2 separate regions of the Homo sapiens genome follow, and region 2 is linked to region 1. The links are chromatin loops, found by intact Hi-C in ENCODE. Cell type or tissue: CD4-positive, alpha-beta T cell. All regions are shown on one strand. Each heading gives the region's core, and the rest is flanking DNA. Links, peaks and the distances in the headings are about the cores only. Region 1 has its middle 11 kb from the start of ARAP3. Region 2 has its middle 13 kb from the start of FGF1.

Evidence for each region. A loop is a pair of places that touch in the nucleus more often than their neighbours do. Peaks named below come from ENCODE experiments on the same cell type or tissue, not always from the same donor. Only the 100,000 strongest peaks of a DNase experiment are listed, where the experiment ranks them.
Region 2: it touches region 1 in a loop (5-fold over the local background); 5 of 110 quality-filtered maps call a loop at or near these places.

What each region holds. Positions count from the first base shown.
Region 1 is chr5:141,688,977-141,697,309 of GRCh38, reverse strand. No RefSeq gene overlaps it. Among named protein-coding and RNA genes, the nearest start is that of ARAP3, 11 kb to the right of the region's middle. RefSeq lists enhancers at 3,957-4,490, 4,491-5,024 and a silencer at 4,963-5,012. In CD4-positive, alpha-beta T cell, for the core only: CTCF peaks have their summits at 4,825 and 5,030 (motif pointing left); DNase peaks (open chromatin) are centred at 3,969 and 5,079; H3K4me3 peaks cover 503 bases; H3K27ac peaks cover 780 bases.
Region 2 is chr5:142,695,138-142,703,470 of GRCh38, reverse strand. It overlaps a transcript of FGF1 not described here. Among named protein-coding and RNA genes, the nearest start is that of FGF1, 13 kb to the right of the region's middle. RefSeq lists a silencer at 4,229-4,278. In CD4-positive, alpha-beta T cell, for the core only: CTCF peaks have their summits at 3,970 and 4,170 (motif pointing right); a DNase peak (open chromatin) is centred at 4,180.

The DNA.
Region 1 (8,333 bases), core at 176-8,175:
GAAACGGCTCTATCTGCCCCAGTTAAGATGAGAGAAAATCAGCTGGGTTTTGCTAGAGTGAATGCTCTGAGCAGAGTCTGGGATACAGCCCATGCCTCCACAAGTTTTACCATCTTCAAGGTTTGTTAATTGATCTCTTAGAATCTGAATGGTTTAAGCTTTGAAATTAAGATTTGCAGGTGTTAACCATGAGACGTAGTTCCAACATGGTCAGACAGGTGAACAAGGGTCAGAAAGGCTGTGCCCTGGGGTCCTACCAACCAGGTTCAAATGCCACCTCTATCTACATAGCATAGGCATTAGACAAGCTGTTTCTCTGGGTTTTGGTTTCCTTCCCTATACAACTGGACTGATCATTAGACCCAGCTCAAGAGTTGTCTTAAGATTCAGTGAAATAATGCACAGAGAGCACTTGACACAGTGCCCGGCACGTGATCAGGGCTCAAAAACTAGTAGTTGTCAGCACTGATACGACGTTCTCCTCCTTCTGGAAAGTTTGACCTATCACACAGCCCCAGGTGGGCTGCTCATGGGCTGGGCTGAGAGGCAGAGGTGTTCTGCCTGGGGATGACAGATGTCCCAACCAGACTACTTTCCCCTTAGGCAATGACAGGTGGGTGTCCGGTCACGGAAGTATCACTGTGCCTGGGATGGTACATTGACTCCTTCCTATAACTGGGGAACAAGTTAGGCCTTGGCCTCAGCTGTGAGAACAAGGAAGGAGGCCAACTTAGCTAACAGACTGGCTGGACAAGAACTTGAACCCAGGTGCTCTACATTGCCCTGGAGCCACACAGTGAGGTGCAGAGCCTGGGGCAGGGTGAGGTCTGCATGGGAGGTGCTGGTGATATGGTCTTGGTGAAGGCAGGGAGAAAGCCCTTTGAAATTCAGGAATACGAAATTTTAAAAACTGCACACAACAAAGAAATTGTTTTTTGCAGCTGTTTTGGCATTTGGGGAGTAATTTACCAACTTCAAGTTCGACTTAATGAAGTTGGGGGTAGGCAGCTTCCATGGGAGCTCTGCTTCCTAGCAATCTTCAGCCGCCCAGCCAGCAAAGAGGGCTGAGCGCATGGTTGCTGGGGAGCATTAACAGTAACACGTTGTGTATTTGTCATCAGAATGGAGCCCCCGGGCACAAGGGTAGTGCCCATGGCTGCTCAATGCTGTATTTGTCATGTGGCCACTGACACAATCAATTGACCCCCTTACACACCGGTGTTTTTTAGCCATTGTATAAATATTTCACCCCTCCCCAGCTGACACATAATCTCTTCTTTGCTGCCTCTGACAAATGAACATTTCTCTGTAGACTCTTAAATGAGTATGTGTCACAGCTATGTCACTGATTAATTTTTTTTACCACTATGAACAACGATGCATAGAAATGCAACTTATATTCATTTCCCGGCTTGAGCCCAGCTGTCTAAAAAATTCCACCAGCAGTTACGACTGACAGACAGCTATCCCAGCGCTTGGGCGTGCTGACATGTGGTTGTGTGAGTGCCAGCTTGTTAATTACCGGCTCTCTCTTCCGGCCTGGCTGCCGAGTAACCAGCCACAAGGACCTTAATCACTGCTGGGGCCTGGAAGGGCCTGCTTCAGAAGGCTCCAGGGGCCAAATCTCAATCAGGCCTAACCACACACAGTTTTTTCCTTCAAGCATTGGCCACCTTTTCTCCTGGGCCCTGGTTTGGGAATGTGCCTGTAGTCACCTCAGTAACACTCACTGCACCCTTAAACCCTTCACCCACCAATCTGTGAGGACAGGGACTCAGTCTTGTTTGCTTGGCACAGGGTGAATGCTCTAGAAATATTCACTGAAATGAAATCAGCTAAGGGGCAATTATTGAACAATATATCAGCCACTTGACATATATTACTCCTTTCATAGTAGGAGCCCCTACTATGCACTGGATGCTTAGCCAATGAGCAAGACAGGTAGACCTTTAGACCTGGGCCCAGAGGAAAAGGTGGCCATCAGTTGGAGAAAAAAATTGAGTGTGTGGTTAGACTTGGGTGGGAGCCGGACCCTGGAGCCGTCTGAGGCAGGTCCTTCCTGGCCCTGTCCGTGATTTAGGTCCTATGGGTGGTTAGTTGGCAGCCAGGCTGCAATGAAGTTTAGGTTCTGGTGGTGAAGGACTAGAGGTTCTAGGGATAGAACTTCTATTTGTAGAGGTGCTATTTGTACCCTGTTTGCAGCTGAGGAAACTGGAGGACAGTTCTCGCCTTTGGCCACATAGCTCATCAGCGGTGGCATTGAAATAAGAGCCTGTGCCTTCTGACTCCAAAGCCTGCACCACTAACCACTCTTGGCCAACCACACTGAGACCCCACTGTCCTTTCCCTCAGCTGCCTCAGTTTCTCCTACACTATAGCTCTCCTTCCCTCCTTCTCCTTCACACTTTCTTCTTCCTGGCAGGCTCTCGAGTCACCTTGGGCTTCAGAGCCGATTCAGCATCCCTGCCCCAGACCGACCCCATCCATCTGCTGCTCCCCCCATCCCCATGCCCCCCACTGACACAGAACCGAGCCTTCAGCAGGTGTCTAGGCTGCCCCTAGCCCGCCCCCAACCTCCATGCACCTGTGTCCTTTCCCTGATGTCATATAACCACTGGCTAGGAGCCAAGAGCATAACACCTGGGGACACTTTTGGTGATTAACTAGCTCCACCATTGCCCACAAGGCTCTCAAGAGACTGAGCGGAGAAATACAGACCCCTCCCCCTCTAAGGCCCAAGCAGACTTGGGCAGCTCTGGAGGCAGGGGCTGCACATCCAAGGAACTGATCCTCCCCATTGCCACATCCATGGAGCCCACAGGAATCAAAACTGTGGATGTATATGGCAAGGTAGAGAGTGTGGAATGGGAGATGGTCTGAATCCCAGTTTCTCTATTTACCGACTATACATCCTAGGGCAAGTTACTTCATTTCTTCTGGGGTTGTACCTTGAAGATGCTAATACCTATTTCACAGAGCTGTTGGGAGGTTGACGAGAGCTCACGTGGGACAGCACCCACCATGGTGCCTACCATATAACAGGTGCACAGTAAACCACAGCATCTTTCTTTCCCTTTTGGCAAGGTTGTGATTCCGACCTATCTTGATTAATCATCTAATCAGAGAAGAAAAGCTGGACAACACACCTACCTATTGATACCTTAGCCCATACTGACCCAGGAGACCCCAGGCACCAAAAGCACTGCCTCTCTTCTTCCCTCCAGGCCTGAGTGGTGTGGAAGGAGAGGCAACTCCTAGGAAGGACGTGAAACTGCTGTGGGTGGGGCTGCCCTTCAATCAGCATCATCCAAAATCATGGCCACTTACAAACATTCAGTCCATGCAGCACTGAACAGAGCACATGTTTATGTGCATTATCTCATTGAAAAGTCACAAAACTCTTTGAGTTAGGTATGACTGGTTTCATTCTACTGACAAAGAAATTGAGGCCTAAAGAGGTTAAGAGAACTGCAAAAAGTCACACAGAGGCAGAGCCAGGACTTCAACCCGGGGTTCACCTTATTCTCAAGATAGTGCTCTTAACTACCGTTGTATGCCACATCCCTCACACCCTCTTCCTCACTATGTCCATCAAGCTCCCAGGGCATTCTGCAGCGAGCGGCTGCAGCAGGCATCACCTTCTCTATGACGTCATTGAGAGCCTGCTCTATCACCTCAGTGGGCCTGCCCCGTCCCACCTACTAGGCCTCAGTGGAGCTAGGGGCAGGGTCAGAGGAAGAAAAAGCTCAGATGACACAGAGCTAGGCTGGGACTGGCACAATAGCAACCCTGGGGAAGGGGCTGATGCAAGAAAGGGGTCCACACAACTGGCCCTTCAGCTGGCTGGTTAGCTGTGCCATCCGCATACATTTCCTTGTTCGAAATGGAGCACTGAGCCCCGGAAATCAGGACAAAAGCACCACCCACAGCTCTGGTCTCGATGACTCAGATTCCACCTCCCACAGCCTCCTCCTGTGTGTGTTTCTGAATGCGTGTGTACCCGCGCGTGCGCCCCTCCAGCGCGTGAGGCTGTCAGCTGTGTGTGTGTGTGTGTGTGCGCGCGCATGTACAGAGATGAGCACACATGTGCACATGGCTGAGCTGGGTCCACCTGCATATCTCTGTCTCCAAGCCCGAGTTCTCAGAATACGATGACCCACAGGGTCAGTGATCATCATAACATTGATAGCCACATGCTTCCCATGCTCGGGCTGTGTGCCAAGCACTTTACACGCAGTGCAGCATAGAGTCTTTACCGCAGCCTTATTAGGTGCCTACTATCATTCCCCTTCTGCTAACGATGAAACTGAGACTCAGAGAAGTTAACCTGCTTTCCCAAGGTCACACAGCTAGAAAATGGTGAAATTATCAGATGTCAAAGTCGGTGCCCAATAAGATGTGCTTCTCGCCTTGCCCCCTTTAGGGGGTTTGGAGAGAAGTCCCAAGGGTCCTTTGTAACCAGAAGCCAACCAGGGTCGCTGAAGGAAAGGGGGCCAGAGCCTTGGAGGAAGGAAAGGGGGGCGAATAGCAGATAGACACCGAGGAGGAGGGGGCAGGGCAGCTGTCTCCCAAAACAGGTGTCAGAGAAGCTGTGACAGCCACTTAGAACCACAGTGGCAAGCCTCCTTTACATGGCGATTTGCATACATTTGCATGCATTTGCATCACCAAATCTGTGGAATGGGCCTTAATGGTCCCTGCCTCAGAAGACTGGCAGAAGTTGAGAGAGTGGGAGTGACAGGGAGGGCCTGGGGAATTCAGGAAGGGAACGAAGGGAGAGGCAGTGCTGCGGAGGCCCTGGGAAGCGCTGGGCACCGCTAAGAGACAGTTCCAGGGGAAAGAAGGAAGAATCCCTCCCAAGTAGCCTGGGAAGTCTCTCCTCCCCGAGACCATCTCCTGGGGGTAGCAGCGAAGGGGATCGGTGATGCAGAAATCAGGGAGAGCGTCGGAGGGTTGGAGACCTGTGTCCACGGACAGAGGGGCGGGTCTCGCACAGCGCCTCCCTGCTGGGGGCCTGTCCATTCGGCCGCTGGAGCTCAGTGGCTCGGTGTTGGGGCGCCATCTAGTGGACATATGTGGGAACGCGCCCTTTCCTGCCCGCTCTGGCGGCAGCCTCTTCCTGCGGCTGCTTGCACCAAAGTCACGCCAGCTTGCAGACTCCCAACAGTCGGCTGTCTGAGTGGGCATAGGGACCTGCGGTCTTCCGGAGGATCACGGGCAGGGGAACTTCCCACGGGGCGGCCAGGCTAACGTGAATGAGCTAAGACAGCTTAGTGGTGAAGAGCTTGGGTCAAATATGGCTGTATGACCTTGGCAAATTAACCTCTGAATCAGTTTCCTCATCTGTAAAATGGGAGTGATAAAATTTACTTGTGAGAATAAAAGAAGATAATATCTATTAGGAGCTTCTCAGCAGGACCAGGACTTTAAGGACTTTCGACTTGCACGACCTTGAGATCTCCTTACAATTTGTCGGCTAAGCTTTTACCCTCTTCGTCCTCTTCCTGGTCCTGCTTATTAGCACAATGCCTGCCACATGAGGAGCACTTCATCAGCAGCAGCTACTGTGGTCGTTGCTGTCATTATTATTACTGTGAGGGTGCTGAGGCCTTGCGCAGGCAGCACCCCAGCCTCACTCCCATCTGGCCTGGTCTGGCAAAGATATGAAAGGAGATCAGAGGCTGGAGGTGAGGGGCCACTTCCCAATGAGTCAGGAATAAAGAGGAAGTCATAGGCAGATAGGAGTGAAAGGGCCATATTGGGTCACAAACTTTGTAGAACCTTCTCAAATTCCCTGTGGTCAAATGCTAGATGAGGAAGGGACTCAGCCCTGGTTCACAGATGGTCAGTGTGATATGTTGGTGAGAGTTAGAAATGGATTGCTGCCACATTATGGCCGTCTTGGCGTAGCCCTAAAGGACAGTGGGGAAGGGAGGTTCCAGGGTGCAAAGCTTTGAGCAGTACACTTGGGCGTTAGCTTTCTCTAAACGAACAAATAGCCTGAGTTGTGGATATTCCCTGGCTCCTGTGGAATAGTGAATGTCCCCTAGTCAGGAACCCGAAGGAACAAAAGCCAAAGGCAAGTGACAAAGTGGTCTAGGAAAGAGGTAGATGGGTGGACTGAGAGTGAGCACCAAGTGTGCAAATTCCCTGGCTCCTGTGGAATAGTGAATGTCCCCTAGTCAGGAGCCCAAAGGAACAAAAGCCAAAGGCAAGTGACAAAGTGGTCTAGGAAAGAGGTAGATGGGTGGACTGAGAGTGAGCACCAAGTGTGCAAACCTCTGGGTCTCAGGTAAACAACCAGCAGAGCATCTTTTGCCAGGACACGCTCCACAGAGATACAATGATTCGCCTGGTGAGTGAATCTCTCTCCCTGTCTACCCTGAATGCCTGCTCAAAAGCCCTTGAACAGAGTAGTCATGCTACCAGAGATGGAGGCTATGTATGAGCCCAACAGCATGGGCTCCCTCTCACCAAGGATGAGCTAGTTCTACCACTTTGATCACTCAACCTGCCTGCAGCCAAGACCAGTGCTGGGCCCTCCCTCAGAAGGCTCTCTTCCTCAGAAGACCAGCCAAGCCTCTGGCTGCAGATCAGTTACACTGACCCTATTCTTTCTACTCTGGAGGGGACAGTAATTCGTTCTTACTGGCAACAGTGCATGCTCCAGATTCAGGCTTGTCTTCCACAGTGTTTTTACCAAAAAAGTACAATAATGTGGTCATCAAGGACTTCTATAGTTTCTGCTCTTACATTTAGGTCTTTGATCCATTTTTGAGTTCATCTTTGTATATGGTGTATGGGATGCCGATCAACAGAGTCATTGGGCTCGCTTGGTTGCTCCTCATCACCTAGAAGCTGCCAGCCTGATGGGACAAGGGGACAGCCTGTTGAATGCTCAGTGAAGACACTGGCAGGAACATGACACCTGTGGGTTGGGGCCCTCAACTCCTTGATGCGGTATTTGTTTTGACCAGTACTATGTTCCTTATACATAGAAATTGCCAGTCCTGGAGTCAAATGTGGAAGTGGACGTGGCCCATCTCATTCACATTTGTAGAATATTTGCTTTCTGTCCCCAAAACTGGTGGCTCTGCCAATTCGAGTTTCTAGTTGCCAGGAAGGGAGAACTTATATGAAAGAACACAGTAGTTTCCACTAAACTGGAAGCTGTGACAGCCACGTGGCCACCTTATGCTCCTCATTCTAGTGGGCTAATAGACAAAGAAGGGCATTAATGTGCTGGCCAGGGCCATTGATCCTGATGGCCATGAGGAACCAGGGCTGTAGATACAATGTGCATAGATGCAATGAAGGCGGGGAGTCTGGCCCCAGCCAGGGGATTCGCTGTGGCATCTCTTGGAACTTCCCACCCGGTAGTAATTGCCAATGGACAACTTCAACAACAATTCTAAAAGGACAGGGCAACAAAGGCATCAGATCTCTTGGGGATGAACGTCTGTATAATCTCATCAGGCAAGTAGCCCAGATCTGCAGAGGGCTAGCGGAGGGTCACGGAAGGAGGGAGAGAATATCAATTATGGACTCAAGACACGCTACAGCAGTGGGACTGTAGCTTGCTTCATTAGCCCTCTCCTCTTTATCTTCCTTAAGACCACATCTGGCATTTTCTGGAAGGGGACTTGATTCCAGTGGACTGTACTTTCCCTCATGAGGAAAGAGTGAGGGCAACTTTGTCCCTGTGGGGGAAAATGCCCTGTAGGGTGGCATAGAAGTCAGGTATAATGGGAGGACTTGAGTGGATCTCAGTGGCATGAGAAATGGGCTGCCCTGAGACATGAACCTTTCTTCTCAAATTCCTTCACTACCTCCTCCTCTACTTTCAGACTTAGATAAAATGCCACACTGTACAGTGTGGAACCTGGTTTCCAAGTGCCACCAAGGGCTGGGTAACAGAACCCAGAAGCATGGGAAGGTGACTCTGTGGGGTGAACCTTGACCCATGGGAGACAGGTCATGGGTGGGAGCTGAGGACTGCTCCAAGGTGGATTTCCTCCTTACCTTCTGGAGAAGTCCCACCCACGTGCCGAGAGAGAGCACCCCTGCTGAGTAGCCAGCAGTGTCTCTGAGGGGCTTGTGTGAAGCAGGGCAGGACAGGAAGGCACCGCACTGTCTCACCTTGCATCCTCCATTTCCTCTCCCTCAGCTCAGGGCTTCCACCTGAATCCTGACCACAGGCTCTGCTTCTCAAAGACCTAAGACAAAGGGATTCCTGAAAGCTGTTTCCCCGTCTGTGTCCCACACTGTGGTCACCACTGGAGCCTGAGTTTAACCAGTCCAGCATCTCTGCTGAAGCCAAAGAAATGGAGACC
Region 2 (8,333 bases), core at 166-8,165, 1.0 Mb before region 1:
CTTCTATTTTTTTTTTTCTTCTTGAAAGCAGAAATCCTTCAGTCCAGGTCCTTGAGCGAGGGTGATACAGAATGGAGCTTCCCAACCCACCTGCAAATGGACAGACGTGCCCAACTGTGAGTGAGAAAGGAGCCTTTGTTATTTTAAGCCACTGAGAGGTGGGGATTATTCATGATCACAGTCATTTCACCTTTTTTTCTACTAATACACATAGAAAAAAAGATGGGCTGTTTTCCAGGCACAGAGGTGAGCCTGTTTTGAAAGAATATGGTGTGATACAGTCCTGGTGAGTTCACTGGCTTAAGTTCCAGGGAGATGGGCACAGAAATTGTGGCTGAGGCAGAGAAAGCAGCTCCCAAGAAGAGCTTATGAAGATTGGCTAGAGGGCAAGTTTTAAAGGGACATGGATTTAACAGTAAATATTGGATATTGTCCTACAAGTTGAAGGATCTCCAGAAGTTGGTGACTGACTTGACTACTGATAACAATGGAGATGAACCAGGAAGAAGCTGATCAGTATGAAAGGGTGGAATTAGGTAAAGAGCTACTACCAATGAACACATTACAGTTTTTGTTTTTGTTTCTCATTCTCTAGAGGTAGCCATTATTAAGAATTTGGTGAGGGCCAGGTGCGGTGGCTCACGCCTGTAATCCCAGCACTTTGGGAGGCCAAGGAGGGCAGATCACGAGGTCAGGAGATCGAGAGCATCCTGGCTAACACAGTGAAACCCCATCTCTACTAAAAATACAAAAAATTAGCCAGGTGTGATGGTGGGTGCCTGTAATCCCAGCTACTCAGGAGGCTGAGGCAGGAGAATGGCATGAACCCAGGAGGCGGAGCTTGCAGTGAGCCAAGATCACGCCACGGCACTCCAGCCTGGGCGACAGAGCAAGACTCTGCTTTTTATTAAAAAAAAAAAAAAAAAAAAAGAATTTGGTGAGAATTTCTCCAGCAATTGCATGCACATGCAAACACACACACACATACACACCAATTTAAAAAAACACACATCTCATCAATCATATTCTACCTGCAATTCTGAAAAAAAATTCCAGCTGATAATATCTCCATGGTTGTTTTCCATGTTACCACAAAGAGATTTGCCTTTCTTTTTCATTGGCAGCTTAGTATGCCATAGTACCACTGTATCACAGTTAGGCAACCATTCTGTTGACACTTAGGTTGTTTCCACAATTGCAAACAATTCTTCAGTGACCATCCTTGCAAATAATATCCATGCATTTCAATATCTTCTTTCTTCAGGCAATAAGACCAGCTTTGTCACCATTCTAATGGTAAAAATGTTAAGCTGAGTAACAAAGGAACACAACCAGGCTAGCTATTTGAGATGGTTATTTTTGGTTAATGGGTGACAGGTGGGCTTCAACTATGCCCAGAATGGTGTTTAAAACATAGTGGGCACTCAATAAGTATTTGCTGAATGCATGAATGCATAAACAAGTGAATCCACAACCACTATAGACACTTGTCAGGCCTGCCCTGCCCCCATTTATGATAGGATTTTTCAACCCCAGCACTATGGACTGTTAGGGCCAGGTAATTCTTTGTTATGGGGAGCTGTCCTGAGCATTGTAGAAAGTTTACCACCATCCCTGACCTCTACTCACTAGATGCCACTAGAACAACCCCAGATGCAACAACTAACAATGTCTGCAGAAACTGCTAAATATCCCCTGGGGAAAAATCGCTCCTGATTGAGAACCACTGATTTTTAATACGGGTTGAAGTTGCGTAAGGGCAAAGGCCCTTTATGAAAACAGCTAACTCTAGGCTGGGCACGGTGGCTCATGCCTGTAATCCCAGCACTTTGGGAGGCTGAGGCCAGCGGATCATTTGAGGTCAGGAGTTCGAGACCAACCTGGCCAACATAGAGAAACCCCGTCTCTATTAAAAATACAAAAAAAATGATCTGGGCATGGTGGCACCTGTAATCCCAGCCATCTATCCATCCATTTATCCACCTATTCCTCAAATACCTATTGAGCACCCACTGTGTGCCAGGCCTGTAATCCCAGCTACTGGGGAAGGCTGAGGCAGGAGAATTGCTTGGACCCAGGAGGTGGAGGTTGCAGTGAGCCAAGATCGCACCACCACACTCCAGCCTGGGCGACAGAGTGAGACTCCAACTCAAACAAAACAAACAAACAAAACCCCAACTAACTCTAAAAACGTTGATCCTACTTCTCCCTGATCCTCTCATGTTATAGAGGCCTTTTTTTCCTGGGTCTTCACAGTTTTTTCATAGAGATTCTTGGATACCTTATTTTTGGTTTGGATTTCGTTTCTCCAGGGCTACCTTCCCTGATGCCTCCCCCATCAACTCATGTATATATACATGAGGATTATAATGTATAATAATCTTCATTATACATTGTTAATCTCCATTATTCATTCTCTAATTACCAAATACCTCTCCTTGGTGTGGAGGAAAAAAATATTAAATTTGAACTCAATTGAACGTGGACACAAACAATGGTCACCAACTCCCGGAACAGGTTGTGTGAACCCCTTGAGGCATTCATCCAGCACAGTTTCGGAGAAATCTCCATTTCAATCTATTCCTATACATTAGTTATTGAAAAATAACAGACAATCACAAAAACAAGTTGACCTTTTTGTGTTCCTTGAGCCCAGTTGCGAAGGGCCCTCGTGACTGGACCTCATGCCAAACAACTCGTTACAAAAGAGCTAGAGTCCCAGACTGTGCCGAAGCTTCACAGACCTCTCCTCGTCTGTGCACAGATGAGTGGCTGACTCTGGAGTCCAGGCTATTGCTTCCTGGCCTGGTGATGAATCCTCCATAGTCTGGTGGTATAAATATATATATATATATTTTTTTTTCTTCTCCCTTTCCCATTGCAATTTGCTTATTATATCATTTGCTTATTATATCTGCATTGCTAGTTATATGGGATTCAAAAGTATTGTGTGTGCCTTTTCTTCTCCCCTCACACGTTTCCCGCACAGAACACTTAGTAGTGCTTATCACTGTTGAATTCTTACATTTATTGAATTAATTATTAAAAGTGTATCCATAATCTGTTTCCCTCCCTGAGCTTCCTAGAGGAGGCCATCACTAAGAATTTGCCATGGAACATGCCATTTTTTGCTCACTATTTTTATATCTAGTGCCTAAAACAAGGCCTGGCACACAGTAGGTGCTCAATGGGTATTTGAGGAATGGCTGGATGAATGGATGGATAGATGGCAACCTAATATCAGTCAGCAATAGCCAGCCCAAGGGTACAGCAGACTTCACAAATTGTTCTTGTACCTTCTAAAACAATTTTGAAAAACAATGTTACATATACCCACATTTAAACATTTATGTTAATTTTCATCATTAAGTTTATATGGTTTCAAGAGCATAATTTCTAATATATTATAAAGCTGGAATTTAAAAATTAAACTGTGGGCCAGGTGCGGTGGCTCATGCCTGTAATCCCAGCACTTTGGGAAGCCAAGGTGTGTGGATCACCTGAGATCAGGAGTTTGAGACCAGCCTCAAACTGATGAAACCCCATCTCTACTAAAAACACAAAAATTAGCCAGGCGTGGTGGCAGGTGCCTGTAATCCCAGCTACCCAGGAGGCTGAGGCAAGATAATCTCTTGAACTCAGGAGGCAGAGGTTGCAGTGAGCCAACATTGCACCATTGCACTCCAGCCTGGGCAACAGAGCGAGACTCTGTCTCAAAAAAAAAAAAAAAAATTAAACTGTGGCATCATTCTTCAAGTGTACCTATTAATCTGTTATTATTTCTAATATTCTCTTTGATTTGCTTCCACAGTTCTGTCCCTCAATATTCAAGGAAGGAAAAGCAAAGTTGTTGAATTAAAAAATGCCTAATTAATCATTAAAAAAGACTGAATTAAAGTATTAAAGGAAGTTCCTAGTTTGGGGACTTTGATATTTTTATACTTGGGGCAATGGCACCTTATTAAGATTTGTGAAGACTGACAGGTATGATTTCCTTTCATACAGTAGGGGAAGGGTTATGAACACAGACACGTGCTCAGGCAAACCAGGTTTAGGAAAGAGTAGCTGCAGAAATGGAGAACTAACTGATTGTCTAAAAATAATCCTTGGTGTGGCCCTCCTCTTTGGAAAGCCTTGCAGACTCCCATCTGGGGTAATGCAGCCCAGTGACCTGCAGAGGGCAGTGTTGGACAAGCTGTTGGTTCAATCTCTCTGTCTCTTTCTCAGGGTAGTGGAAAGTGCAGTCCAGCTTGGATACAGTGGGAACCCGGCCTGGGCGGCCCAGCCCAGTCCTCTCTGGTGTGTGTGTTTGCACAACGAATTATTCACAGGAAAATGGCTCCAACGAGAATGGTGGCCAGAGACTCCATCCTGTACCTAGAACCAGGGCCTGGGACTGTAAACAGGTGAAAACCTTATTTTCTCTCCCCTTCAATAACTGGATTTGGAACAGAAATCAAGGATTGAAGTTGTGGGTCTGAATCAACCCTAAGGGTTTTGTTTTCCCTCTTATGAAGTGAAAACAACAGTGAAATGTCAACGATTCACATCTTCAGGAGACGGTAGGGCAAAGTGGCCAAGAGCTCAGACAGTCGGGAGTTCCCATCCCACTCTACCCTCTCCAAAGCTTAGGTGAGGAGCCTTTCCAAACCTCAGCTTCCCTGGATATCAAATAGGAGCAATCTTACCCTCCTGGCAGCGGTGTTGTGAGGATTAAATACAAGAATGCAGAAGTACTCCTCAAATGAAGGGCATTCAGCAAGAAAGAGCCCAGTAAATAACAGTGATAATGGTGAAGAGGACGATATTGAATTGGCATCTTGCCAGGCATGACATTTTCAAAACTTTCCATTCATGTCTGAAGAGGAAGGATCAGAGGTGAAAAATCAAACTGTCTCAATGTTGTAAGTTTTACAAGCCTAGGAGCCAGAGGCAGAAACAGCCAGGGCAGAAGGCAGAATCAACACATTGAGAGCCTAGCTCTGTGGCGTTGCCCACATCTGCCTTTCAGGGTCGGGGCTCCCATCCTGGTGTTGAAAAGAGGATCTTTGCATCTAAAATAGTGTGTATGATGACTGTGTGACACGACCACCAGACTCAGAAATACTCACCTGCCTCAGACATAAAAGTAAGGACTTCGTTCATTACGTTGATCCTCTGTGAAACCTCAAAAGGTAGCAATCAGCTAATTGAAGAAAAATGATAAGTTGGACACATTGCTTGGATGTACTGAAAGTAAGGCTCAGAGCAAAACCCGCTCCCTTCTGCCTCATATTGGGAAAGGTAACAGGGACTAGTGCAGAGAGAGGCATGGAGAGAATTCGGATGAGATCATTGTCCTTTCACCTGGCAGCTGTCCAGCCCCCAAATAGCTTTTGTGTCCAGTCCAAAAATAAGATCACATGAGAGGGGGAGAAATAAATATACAGTGCTTGTCCTTAGCCTTTCTGTGGGCATACCAGTGTCAGCTGCACTTGTAGGGGCCCAAGTGCCTCATGACCCACTCGGCAGCCTTCCTCTCCAGGATCCCCAAGGCTAGGAGGCCAACCTACTAACAGGTGGGTGGGTATGGTGTGTGGTTTCACTCAGTTCTTCTCATGGGGTTTCTCTGAGCTCCATTCATACCAGAAAGGGAGCAGGAGAGAGAGGACAAGTGGATCCAACAGCCTTCGCTCCAGGGGAATCAGGGCATCGCCTCCTTTTCTGGGAGGACACTCCCTTCTGATGGTGAATGGGAACTCCCTTCCTCCTGCAGCAGCCTGCCTGCAGCTGTCCTGGTAGAACAGTGTGGACATTGCAGAAGCTGTCACTGCCCCAGAAAGAAAGCACCCCAGAGCCAAGGCAAAGAGGTGAGTGCATCTGTTTCTGCAAAGGGCTCAGATTGCTACAGACTTTCTGCTTGGCTTCATGTTGTGCTCAGCGTGAACGTTCTCCCTCACCCCCGCCTTCCTGTTCTCCTCCCTGATCTGGGTCTGTGGCAAGCTTGAGTCTATGTGATGAATGCTAGAGTGAAATATTCCTGTACTGCCTTCTCTCATTCAAAGGCCAATTCACTCCCAGAAAGAACTGGGTAGGTCTGGTTCTTAGTGGGGAAGCAGGAAATGGTTCCTACTAAGTGAATTATCTTTGCTGAGATCCAAGAAGACGTTTACCAGGAAATCATTAGACAAATCCCATTACAGTAGACTTAATGCTTCATTTTAAAAAGCACTGAATGAAATAGAAAATAAAAGGATGCCAGCTGATTCTTTGTCGTTGGCAAAAAGGAAAAAACAAAAATGAGACATGCAGAGCCTCTTTTTCCCCATCACCTCCCTTCCCCATCTCTTCCTGATTTCTTAGAGCCCTGCAAAACATACTTAACAGATTCAAGAGTTCCTTTCTCTGGTTGAAAACAAGAGGAATAAAATCAGGGGTTTGGGGAAAATTGCTCTGTACACAGACTTCAGAGACAAAGAGGAGAAACAGATTTTGCAGCCTCGGTCTCCCCTATAATGCCTCCTCATAGAACATGTACCTATATCCATTTAGGGATATGGATAGACGCCACTATCACTTCCACACACAAACTGTTATCCTGGATGTAGTCTGCCCCTGGGCTATGGACTACAAATACCCATGCTAAGAAGCAACCAACAAAATTCTGGTAGGAACAAGGTCATTACTTGAATAAGTCAGGATTCATTTAGTAACCATGGACTGAAACCCAGTTTGAAGAGATTTAGGCAAAAAGAGGATTTTTTTATTAACTCATGTGCCTGAAAAAGCAAGGTTTTGGTATCATGAGATCCAGGGGCCTAGATGATGGCATCATGAAGCTGTCTTTCCATATCTTGGCTTTGCCTCCCCTGCGTCCTTCTGTTTCCAGGAAGACCTGCCCATTGTGAAGGCCACATGGCTGCAGCACCTCCCAGCTGACATCCTACTAGCACAGCACCGTACAAGAACAGGTGCTTCCCTTTCTAGTTCTAGCTAGAATCTCAGGGTCAATCTCATAGAACGAATGTGGGTACTGTACCCATCCTTGCCATGGGCATGGAGTCATTCCCATCCCCAAAACTGCATGGACTGAAAGCAATGAAGGGGTGTTTCCCCAGAAATGATCAGAGTTCTCATCCCAGGACAAAGGGGGCTAGATGCAGGGTGGCCGAAGTCAATGGTTGCCACTCTATGTTGCTTTTTTGCAATGGTCTAGATTGACTCAAAGCTCATCTGATAGCAGCTCCTCCCTCTTACATGCCATAAAAATGTATTAGTGACAGAAGTTCTCATAGGAAGGATAATTATTAGTGGAAAAGGTGACTAAAAGACTCCATGGCATGTTATTCCTAGAGATCCTTGAGAGTAGGAAAGACAGCAGGATGCTTGTCTGTGGCTTAGCTCCCAGACCATGCACCAGGCCCAGACCCACCTGGGCTCCCAAATTGCCCATGCTCACATGGGTCTCCCTTCTCCCTCACCCACCCTTGCCCAGTTCTGTCTCCCTCTCCTCTTCTGCTGTGAACTCATCTTGACTTGTGAGGGCCCACCTTGGTGCTGTCTCCCCTCTGAGGCCTTATCTGGCCCTTCCAGACTTTCCTGCTGTCTCCCCTCTCTGAATCAGAATGGCATTGACTGTCAGGATTGCAGTTTACTGTTTATATGTTCTTTAAGAACTTCATGTATCTTAGTTTCTCTCACAGCTTGAATTCTCCATTCTTGCGGGAAAATTAAGTTTCATTCCCAAGCCCTCTCTGTGGTAGCTAATAGATACTAGGTGCTTGATTAAGTGCATCCAGTTAATTGACCAATAGAAAATGAGTCTTCCTAAATAGATTAGGGAGAATGGATGGATTACTTGGGGTCGTTAATTCTTTTTTCTTTTTCTTTCTTTTTTTTTTTTTCTTTTTGATACAGAGTCTTGCTCTGTCACCCAGGTTGGAGTGCAATGGTGAGATCTTGGCTCACTGCAACCTCCGCCTCCCAGGTTCAAGCGATTCTTTTGCCTCAGCCTCCTAAGTAGCTGGGATTACAGGCATCCACCACCACACCCAGCTAATTTTTGTATTTTTAGTAGAGACAGGATTTTGCCATGTTGGCCAGGCTGGTCTCGAACTGACCTCCTGACCTCAGGTGATCCACCCCCACCTCGGCTTCCCAAAGTGCTGGGATTACAGGCATAAGCCACTGCGCCCAGCCTTGAGGTCTTTAATTCTGACTTTAGAAGTAATATAATAACTATAGCAAACACAGATGGTATGCTGGAGTCCCTACAGGCATCATCTCAGGTAATCCTCACAATGACCCTACGAGGCAAGTACTGCTATTATCCCATTTAGCAGATGGGTAAACCA